Linked DNA regions of Homo sapiens: region 2 is linked to region 1. A link is an interaction called in ENCODE POLR2A ChIA-PET data of the cell type or tissue named here. Cell type or tissue: PC-9. All regions are shown on one strand. Each heading gives the region's core, and the rest is flanking DNA. Links, peaks and the distances in the headings are about the cores only. Region 1 overlaps ZYG11A (zyg-11 family member A, cell cycle regulator). Region 2 overlaps CPT2 (carnitine palmitoyltransferase 2).

Region 1 (5,385 bases), core at 105-5,104:
GAAGGATCACCTGACTGGGGAAGTCAAAGTTGCATTCGGCTGTGATTGTGCCACTGCACTCCAGCCTAGGCGATAGTGAGACCCTGTTTCAAAAAAAAGAAAAAAAGAACTTAATGTTTTTCAAGATACAGTATGTTCTCTCTGACTACGGGTTCAGTATATGTGAATTCAGCCAACTTTGGATGGAAAATATTTGGGGAAAAATACCTGCATCTGTATTGAACATGTACAGACTTTTTTCTTGTCATTATGTAAACAATACAGTATAAAGGATTTATACTGTATTAGTGTTTATAAGTAATTTAGAAATGATTTGTAGTATATGAGAATGTCTGCATAGGTTATATGCAAACCTTACACCATTTTATATAAGGAGACTTGAGCATCTGTGGATACTGGTCAGAGAGTTCTGGAACCAATCTCCTACAGATTTTGAGGGACAGCTGTACAACAGAAAGGACAACAGATTAAATTTTCCATTCAGTTAACAGTAGGAATGAGGTGGTTTCGTTACATATAAATCATTACTAGAGTATGAAGGATGTATCTTCAGATACTCTCATCAAGTGGAATAGGTATGGCATGACCAGTTTTATGTTGAATTGTTGCAGATGTATTCTAACAAAGTTTGTTTGGGGTTTTGTTTGCTAGGAAGAGGCATCTCCCTACACTTTGGTCAACATCTGCCTGAATGTCCTGATTGCTAACCTGGAGAAATTGTGTTCTGAAAGACCTGATGGAACACTGTGCCTTCCGGAGCATTGGAGTTTCCCTCAGGAAGTAGCCGAGCGATTTCTCAGGGTGATGACTTGGCAAGGTAGTGATAAGGCTTCTCTAAAGTCAGCTCTTGCAGTACTTTACTATTTGAAAAGCACTTTTACACACAATTTCTATTGTGATTCTCACAAAGTATTTCCATTTCATTTGTCTGGAAGTTGAGACTCACTCTTTCTGGGATTCCATGATGGAAATTGTCTTCTAGGCTAGCCCTGCTATTGACTTGGTTTTCCACTCTTCACTTACGTAAAGTTATCACTCATCCATCTGCTCTCTAGCTTTGTTTTTTTTTTTGAGACGGATTTTCACCCTTGTCGCCAAGGCTGGAGTGTAGTGGCACAATCTTTGCTCACTGCAGCCTCCGCCTGGGTTTAAGCGATTCTCCTGCCTCAGCCTCCTGAGTAGCTGGGATTACAGGCGCCCACCACACCTGGCTGATTTTTGTATTTTTAGTAGAGATGGGGTTTCACCACTTTGGTCAGGCTGGTCTTGAACTCCTGAGTTCAGATGATCCGTCTGCCTTGGCTTCCCAAAGTGCTGGGATTACAGACATGAGCCACTGTGCCCGGCCTGCTCTCTAGCTTTTTCAAAATGCTCTTGCTGTAGTCTTGTTTACCATTCTTTTCATTATGGTTATGAGTCTTACCTCCCATTGTAGCTGGGCTTAAAGAACTCCACTAAAAAAATAAAGGAAAAAAAGGGCATTTTATTATTTATTTATTTATAACCTGGGATTACAGATGTGAGTCACCATGTCCGGTCATAATTTTTGTATTTTTAGTAGAGATGGGGTTTCACCATGTTGGCCAGGCTGGTCTCAAACTCTTGACCTCAAGTGGTCTGCCTGCCTCGGCCTCCCAAAGTGCTGGGATTACAGGCGTGAGGCACCGTGCCTGGCCCATAATCAATTTTAGAACCTCAAACTTTCCATCACCTCAGAAAGAAACCTTGTGCCCGTTAGATTTTATTTCCCTTTTCCCGCATCCCTCCAGCCCTAAGCAACCACAAGTCTACTTTCCATCTCTATGTATGGATTTGCCTATTCTGAACATTTAATATAAATTAAATCATCCAATATGTGGCCTTGTGTGCCGAACTTTTTTCATTTAGCATGTTTAAGGCTCACATTGTGCAACATGTATATCTGTACTCGTTCCTTTTTATAGTCGCATATTCTACTGTATGGACATACCACATTGTATTTATCTGTTTTTCGGTTGATGGACATTTGTGGTGTTCTCACTTTTGGGCTATTATGAATAATATGCTACCATAAAGATATGTGTACAAATTTTATTTTTAAACTTAAAAAATTTATTCTAAACTTTCTCTGCTCCATATGAATCTGCAGGAATGTGTAAGAGTTTCTATGTGGACATAAGTTTTCATTTCTCTGAGTGAAATTGCTGGATCAAATGGTAACTCATTATCTTTTTGAGGAACTGCCAGACTATTGTTTGTGGCTGTACTATTTTACATTCCCATCAGCAGTGTCCAAGGGTTCTAATTTCTCCACGTTCTCACCAAGACTCATCTGACATTTTGATTATAGCCATCCTAGTGGATGTGAAATAGTATCTGTTGTGCTTTTAATTTGCATTTCTTTAATGACTTATGGTGTTGGTATTTACCTGGTATGCCTCCCTATACTGAATTCCTTGTGGTCACAGGTGTCTGATTACCTTACGTGCCTGTTACATAACATGGAATCTCACCATAGAAGATGTGTAGTAGGCCAGGTGCAGTGCCTGTAGTCCCAGCTACTTGGGAGGCTGAGGCAAGGGAATCGCTTGAACTTGGGAAGCGGAGGTTGCAGTGAGCCCCCACTGCACTCCAGCCTGGGTGACAGAGCAAGACTCCATCTCAAAAAAAAAAAAAAAAAAAAAAATATGTGTAGTAAATGAAAAATAGGACAACCCATTCGTTTTACAGATGAGGAAAATGAGGCCCAGAGAGGTAAGTGACTTGTCAAATATTATCTACTAATTTGGTTAAAAATAATATTAGTAGTGCTACTTGTATATTGTATATCCTGTACTTATCTACCTATTTTATTTTGTTCTTCCTTTCTGTGAGCAAGGTTACTGTAGATAAAATTTTGGGCTCTACAGCCAAACTGGGGTTGACTCCTGATTCTGATGGTGACCTTGGATAAATTACTTAACCTATTCAAGTTTCAGTTTCCTCAGCTACATAGTAGTAGTAACAATAATTCCTTTATAGTATTAATGCAAAGAATACATGAGATAATAATCTTATTAAAGGAGTTTAGAACAATGCTAGCACAGAGCAGTAAATGTTGTCATTATTGTTATTATTAACATCTGTCTTAATTCTTTGCCACATTTTATCCTGGAAAGACATGAGATCTAGTTGTCATTACAAGTTGGTTCTGGTTCTTTCATAGGCAAGCTGACTGACAGAACAGCCAGCATTTTCCGAGGCAACCAAATGAAACTGAAGCTGGTCAATATCCAAAAAGCTAAAATCTCTACAGCTGCATTCATAAAAGCCTTCTGCCGTCATAAGCTCATTGAACTGAATGCTACTGCAGTGCACGCTGACCTCCCAGTTCCAGACATCATAAGTGGACTCTGCAGCAATAGGTGGATCCAGCAAAACCTCCAGTGTCTCCTGTTAGACTCGACAAGCATCCCTCAAAATTCAAGATTACTGTTCTTTAGTCAGCTCACTGGTCTTCGCATTTTAAGTGTTTTTAATGTTTGTTTTCATACTGAAGACCTGGCTAATGTTTCTCAGTTACCAAGACTGGAAAGCTTAGATATCTCTAATACTCTAGTCACTGATATTTCTGCACTGCTTACCTGTAAGGATCGATTGAAGTCTCTCACAATGCACTATCTGAAATGCCTGGCCATGACCAAATCACAAATTCTTGCAGTCATTAGAGAACTTAAATGTCTGCTTCACCTTGATATTTCTGATCACAGGCAACTCAAATCAGACCTAGCTTTTCATTTGCTACAGCAGAAGGATATCCTGCCCAATGTTGTGTCATTGGATATTTCTGGGGGCAATTGCATCACTGATGAAGCTGTAGAACTGTTTATACGACTGCGGCCTGCCATGCAATTTGTGGGACTATTGGCCACGGATGCTGGCTCTTCTGACTTCTTTACTACAAAGCAAGGCTTGAGGGTTTGTTCTTATCTGAATAAGTTTTGTTTCATTTGTTTAGAACATTATTAAACTCGTGCTATAGACCAGACTTTTTACTAGGTATTAGGGTTACAGAGACAGATAAAAAAATCCTTAAAGAGCTTTTTTAATAATTAATGATTATTATGTACCTACTATGTGGAAGGTTGTGAGAATATTATTATTATTTTTTGAGATGGAGTAGTTTTGTATTTTTAATAGAGATTGGGTTTCTTCATGTTGGTCAGGCTGGTCTCGAACGCCTGACCTCAGGTGATCTGCTTGCCTCGGCTTCCCAAAGTGCTGGGATCATAGGCATGAGCCACTGTGCCTGGCCACACGTGAGAATATAATATTAAGATACAGGCTGGGCATGGTGGCTCACACCTGTAATCCCAGCACTTTGGGAGGCCAAGGCGGGCAGATCACTTGAGGTCAGGAGTCCGAGACCAGCCTGGCCAACATGGTGAAACCTGGTCTCTACTAAAAATACAAAAATTAGCCGGTGTGTTGGCGGGCGCCTGTAGTCCCAGCTACTTGGGAGGCTGAGGCAGGAGAATCACTTGAACCTGGGAGGTGGAGGTTGCACCACTGCACTCCAGCCTGGCCAAAAGCGAAACGCAGTCTCAAAAAAAAAAGAAGATATAGTGGGTTCAAGTGATTCTCCTGCCTCGGCTTCCCGAGTAGCTGGGACTACAGGCACGTGCCACCATGCCCAGCTAGTTTTTTATTTTTAGTAGAGACGGGGTTTCACCATGTTGGCCGGGCTGGTCTCGAACTCCTAACCTCAGGTGATCCGCCTGCCTCGGCCTCCCAAAGTGCTGGGATTATAGGCATGAACCACTGCGCCCGGCCCGATTATTATTATTATTTTTTTTTGGAGACTGAGTTGTGCTCTTGTTGCCCAGGGTGGAGTGCAATGGCGCAATCTCGGCTCACTGCAACCTTCGCCTCCCGGGTTCAAGCGATTCTCCTGCCTCAGCTTCCCGAATAGCTGGGATTACAGGTGTGCACCACCACACCTGGCTAATTTTTTGTATTTTTAGTAGAGGCAGAGTTTCACTATGTTGGTCAGGCTGGTCTCGAACTCCCAGACCTCAGGTGATCCACCTGCCTTGGGCTCCCAAAGTGCTGGGATTACAGGCATGAGCCACCATGCTTGGCCCAGAGCTGTTGTTTTAAAGTAACTCTTTCTTTATAATAATACCTCCTTAGTTCTTCCTAGGGGAAGAGAATAAAGTGATTTGTATACTCATTAGTTGTGTTAACATTTTATTCTTTTGATTTGAAGTTAGCAATTGTTGTATTTTAATTAATTAATTAATTAATTTTTTATTGAGACAGAGTCACTCTGTTGTTCAGGATGGAGTGCAGTGGCACAATCTTGGCTCACTGCAACCTCTGCTGTGAGCTGAGATCCCCAAATTTTTTTTGGGACAGTCGAGTCCT
Region 2 (5,324 bases), core at 325-5,324, 350 kb after region 1:
TTTATAAATATTTTTAATCTTGTAAAGTGGTATTATTATCCATTTTACACATCAAGAAACCGAGACTCAGATCAAGTAACTTATCCAAGATCACACAGTTTGAAAAGCAACAGAGCTAGGATTCAGACTTAACTTCTGTTGACTCCAGAGCTTGTGTCCTTTTCTCCATGCCAAACTGCCTCCTAGGATATGGATTATTTTGTGAGATGTTGATTGATTTTCCTAATCATTCATTTTAAGAAGGTAGTCTAGATTATCAATTTTAGATTGATTCCTGTTCTGGTTAGAGGTACTTTCTGATCTCATTCCAGGTTTTAGGGCTATGCTGTTGGGGACCCAAAACTCTATTATGAGTTCCTCGCCATGAACCTAAAAATCATGTATTCCCTACCATGGTTTGATTTTGTCTTTTCTTGAATGTTTTAGGAAAACAGAACAATTTTGCAAGAGTTTTGAAAATGGGATTGGAAAAGAACTGCATGAGCAGCTGGTTGCTCTGGACAAACAGAATAAACATACAAGCTACATTTCGGGTAGGTAGGCTGGGCTGTGGGTATGATTTCTCCCAGAGCCCTCCATAATGAAAAGTAAGGCATATTCTCTCCTGTTTTGGTCTCAGAGATATTTTTGGTGAGACCAGCAAATGAAGTAACGTCTCATCCTCCCTTCCTGAGGTAAATTAAGGCTGAGTGTGTTCCTCCTCTACTGAGGTGTTGACTTGAGCCCATGCTCAAGAATGATGGCCAGCCTTCTCTGTAGATGGGATTGAGGCAGAACCTAATCAATGGTCCTGTCTGAAAAGGATGCAGGATTAAGTCCTATGTCCTATATCATTCTGGGTCCTTCACTGTCAGACAGAACTGTCCTCTCCAGCCTCTTCTCTCACCACCCACCCTGACATACTTCCTGCTAAACTCCTCATTGCTCCCTGAACCCTTAGTCTTTCATTCTTTTGTGCCTTTATCCATGCTGTTCCCACTACCATTTTTTTGCCTGGCAAATTCTTCTTTTAAGATCCAAGGAGGATGGTTTTCTGTGAAACCTTCTCAGTCCTTTTTCCTTTCCATTCAGAGTTGGTTGCTTCCACCTCTGTTCCTACAGCACTTCTTTTAATTTAGTTTATATATTTACCAAGGTTATACATGCATATAGTTTAAAGAATCAGACAGTTCTATAAGGCTTGTTAGGAAAAACAGCAACTTCCTCATCATCTTATTTCCCACTTCTCACTTTCAGCTCCTAAATCTTTTGTTATATACCCCCGTATCTCTAAATTAGATACTTACCTTACTGCATCTTGATTTTTTTGCTTTAGTCATTAGCTATTGACATCTCACTGTAGAAGATTAGAATTCAGCAGTACTTTACATCCCACCACATATGTGGGATGTGTATACACATACTTCCTATCCCCTTATTTTCACAGCATAGGGATTTGTAATTTTGGGTAACTCAGTATCTAGTTTTATGCTATTATGATCATAGAAACACTATTGTCAGCTGACTCATGTAGCATATTGGGATTGTTTTTCCTTTCCAGTACAAACTTTTTGTTTTCTCTGAAGTTAATAATTGTTCCATCTTTTCTCTTGTTTAGTTTTCTATGTGCTTACTAATTTACCCCCAGACTCTTCCCAAGCTGTCTGAATCTCCTCTCAATACATGAAAGCAGATTGGACATTCTATCCCTTTTGGTCTTCTTGACGAAACTTCTTCCAGAACTTGCGACATGCTGTAGTCTGGATTTGTGAACCTCTTGGCCTACTGTGAAGCTGCTCTCCTGTGCTCTTTCACCATCAGCTGGGGCATCTGTCATCTCTCTCTCATGTTGGGACTCGTGTTTCTTGTCTTTCATATTTTCTTATTTCTTGGCTTTTTCTTTTTCTTTTTTTTTTTTTTTAAATCAGAGCACATATTCCCTGTACTATCTGGAAACAGAATATGGGAAGCAAAAATTTTAAAATGGCCCTTATACTTCATTGATAATTTGTTTGGCTGGGTTTGAAATTATTTTCCCACAGAATTTTGGAGGCTTTGCTCCATTGTCTTTTAGCATCCAGTGTTGCTGTTGGTAAATCTAATGTTATTCTGAGACTTAATCTTTTGACTACTTCTTCTCTCTGCCTTTGGAAGCTTTTTAGAATTTTCTCTTTGTCCCCAGTGTTTTGAAATTTCAGGTAATGTGTTTTAGTATGTGTTGGGCCACTCTGTGAGTCCTTTGAATCTGGAATCTCATCCTTCAGGTCTGGGATATTTCCTTGTTTTATTTCTTTGGCTTTCTTCCTCTCCATTTTTTTTCTCTGTTTTTTCTTTGTGGAACTCTATTATTATTCAGGTGTAGAATTTCTGGGTCTCATCCTCTAATTTTCTTTTCTCTCACATTTTTCATCTCTTACTCTTTTTGTTACATTTTCTTGGGAGACTTACTTAATTTTAATCTCTCAACCTGTTTTTAAAACTCCTGCTTTCCTATTTTTTACTTCCACAAGCTCTTTTTTCTTCTTATGGTGTTCTTTTTAAAAATAGTTTATCTCTGATAATTTTTTTTTAAGATCTCTTCTCTCTTCATAGTCTGTTGCCTCCAAGTTGCTTTTCTTCTGTTTGCTTTGCCCTTTTCTTTCTTCAGATGCTTCATAATCCTGTGTTGTCTTCGATATGAGTGAGATATTAAAAAGCTCTTGGAAGCTATGTGGATGGGGGTGAGGCTTGTCAGTTACAGGCTTTGCTCTAATGTGATTGATATGGTTTGGCTCTATGTCCCCACCCAAATCTCATCTTGAATTGTAATCCCCACGTGTTGAAGGAGGGACCTGGAGGGAGGTGATTGGATCATGGGGGCAGTTTTCCCCATGCTGTTCTCATGATAGTTAGTGGTTTCTCACGAGCTCTGATAGTTAAAAAGTGTTCAGCAGTTCCCCCACTTGTTCGCTTTCTCTCCTGCTGCCACATAAGATGTGCCTTGCTTCCCCTTCACCTTGCGCTGTGATTGTAAGTTTCCTGAGGCCTCCCCAGCCACAAGGAACTGTCAGTCAATTAGACCTCTTTTCTTTATAAATTACCCAGTCTCAGGTGGTTCTTTATAGCAGTGTGAAAATGGACTAATATAGAAAACTGGTACCAGGAGGGGGGCATTGCTACAAAGATACCTGAAAATGTGGAAACAACTTTGGAACTGGTTAATAGGCAGAGGTTGGAACAGTTTGGAGGGGTCAGAAGAAGACAGGAAGATGTCAGACAGTTTGGAACTTCTTAGAGAGTTGAATGGTTTTGACCAAAATGCTGATAGAGATATGGACAATGAAGTCCAGGCTGAGGTGGTCTCAGATGGAGATGAGGAACTTATTGGGAACTGGAGCAAAGGTCACTCTACTGTGCTTTAGCAGAGAGACTGGTGGCATTTTGTCCCTGTCCTAGAGATCTGCAGAACTTTGAACTTGAGAGGGGTGATTTAGGGTGTCTGACAGAAGAAACTTCTAAGCAACAAAGCATTCAAGATGGCTTTTTCTGAAAGCATATGGTCATATGCATTCACAGAGAGATGATGTGAAAGTGGGACTTATGTTTAAAAGGGAAGCAGAGCATAAAAGTTTGGACAATTTGCAGCCTGACCATGCAGTAGAAAAGAAAAACCCATTTTCTGGGGAGAAATTCAAGCCACAAGCTGCAGAAATTTGCATAAGTAATGAGAAGCCAAATGTTAATAGCCAAGACAATGGGGAGAATGTCTTGAGGGCATTTCAGAGATCTTTACAGTAGCCCCTCCCAGCATAGGCCCAGAGGCCTAAGAGGGAAAAATGGTTTCCTGGGCCCTGCTGTTCTGTGCAGCCTCGGGACATGGTGCCCTGTGTCCCAGGCACTCCAGCTCCAGCCATGGCTAAAAGGGGCCAAGGCACAGCTCTGGCCATTGCTTCAGAGGGTGCAAGCCCCAAGCATTGGAGGCTTCCCCATGGTGTTGGGCATGCAGGTGTGCAGAAAACAAGAGTTGAGGTTTGAAAACCTCGTCCGGCCGGGTGCGGTGGCTCACGCCTGTAATCCCAGCACTTTGGGAGGCCAAGGCGGGTGGATCACAAGGTCAGGAGATCGAGACCATCCTGGCTAACATGGTGAAACCCTGTCTGTATTAAAAATACAAAAAAAATTAGCCGGGTGTGGTGGCGTGCACCTGTGTCCCAGCTGCTGGGGAGGCTGAGGCAGGAGAATAGCGTGAACCCAGGAGGCAGAGCTTGCAGTGAGCCAAGATAGCACCACTGCACTCCAGTCTGGGTGACAGAGCAAGACTCCATTTCAAAAAAAAAAAAAAAAAAAAAGAGACAACCTCCTCCTACATTTCAGAGGCTATATGGAAACACCTGGATGTCCAGGCAGAAGTCTGCTGCAGGGGTGAAGCCCTCATGGAGATCCTCTACTAGGGCAATGCAGATGGGAAATATGGGGTTAGAGCCCCCACACAGAGTTCCCAATGGGGAGCCTAGTGGAACTGTGAGAAGAGGGCCACTGCCCTTCAGACCCCAGAATGGTAGATCCACCGACAGTTTGCACCATGTGCCTGGAAAAGCCACAGGCATTCAATGCCAGCCTGTAAAAGCAACCATGGGGCTGTACTCTGCAGAGCCACAGGGGCAGGGCTACCAAAGGCCTTGGGAGCCCACTTCTTACATCAGCATGCCCTGGATGTGAGACATGGAGTCAAAGATTATTTTGGAGCTTTAAGATTTAATGGCTGCCCTGCTGGATTTCAGGCTTGCGTGGGGCCTGTAGCCCCTCTGTTTTGGCCAATTTCTCCCTTTTGGAATGGGAGCATTTACCCAATGCTTGTAACACCAGTGTATCTTGAAAATAACTAATTGGTTTTTGATTTTACAGACTCATAGGCAGAAGGAACTTGCCTTTACTCAGATGAGACTTTGGCTTGTAATTTTGAGTTAATGCTGGAATGAGTTAAGACTCTGGGGCACTGTTGGGAAGACATGGTTGTGTTTTGAAATGTTAGAAGTACATGAAATTTGGGAGAGGCCAGGGCAGAATGATGTGGTTTGGCTCTGTGTCTCCAACCAAATCTGATCTTGAATTGTAATAATCCCCAAGTGTCAAGGGAGGGACCTAGTGGGAGGTGATTGGATCATGGGGTAGTTTCCCCCATGCTTTTCTTGTGATAGTGAGTTCTCATGAGATCTGATGGTTTAAAAGTGTTTGGCAGTTCCTACTCCTTGCTTGTTCTCTCTCCTGCTGCTGTGTAAGATGTGCCTTGCTTCCCCTTTGCCTTCCACCATGATTGTAAGTTTCCTAAGGCCTTCCCAGCCATGCGGAACTAAGTCAGTTAAGCT

Evidence for each region. ChIA-PET counts read pairs that join two places held together with the same protein. Peaks named below come from ENCODE experiments on the same cell type or tissue, not always from the same donor. Only the 100,000 strongest peaks of a DNase experiment are listed, where the experiment ranks them.
Region 2: POLR2A ChIA-PET joins it to region 1 with 7 read pairs; 3 of 35 experiments call an interaction of 5 or more read pairs at or near these places.

Annotation. Positions count from the first base shown.
Region 1 is chr1:52,853,814-52,859,198 of GRCh38, forward strand. ZYG11A (zyg-11 family member A, cell cycle regulator) reads left to right here. Exons shown (of 14, transcript NM_001004339.3): 2 at 652-817; 3 at 3,185-3,936. Among named protein-coding and RNA genes, the nearest start is that of ZYG11A, 14 kb to the left of the region's middle. In PC-9, for the core only: no CTCF peak of the experiment used is centred there; a DNase peak (open chromatin) is centred at 2,368; H3K27ac peaks cover 2,311 bases.
Region 2 is chr1:53,201,897-53,207,220 of GRCh38, forward strand. It overlaps CPT2 (carnitine palmitoyltransferase 2), which reads left to right. Exons shown (of 5, transcript NM_000098.3): 3 at 427-533. Among named protein-coding and RNA genes, the nearest start is that of CPT2, 7.7 kb to the left of the region's middle. RefSeq lists a silencer at 4,247-4,447. In PC-9, for the core only: no CTCF peak of the experiment used is centred there; no DNase peak of the experiment used is centred there.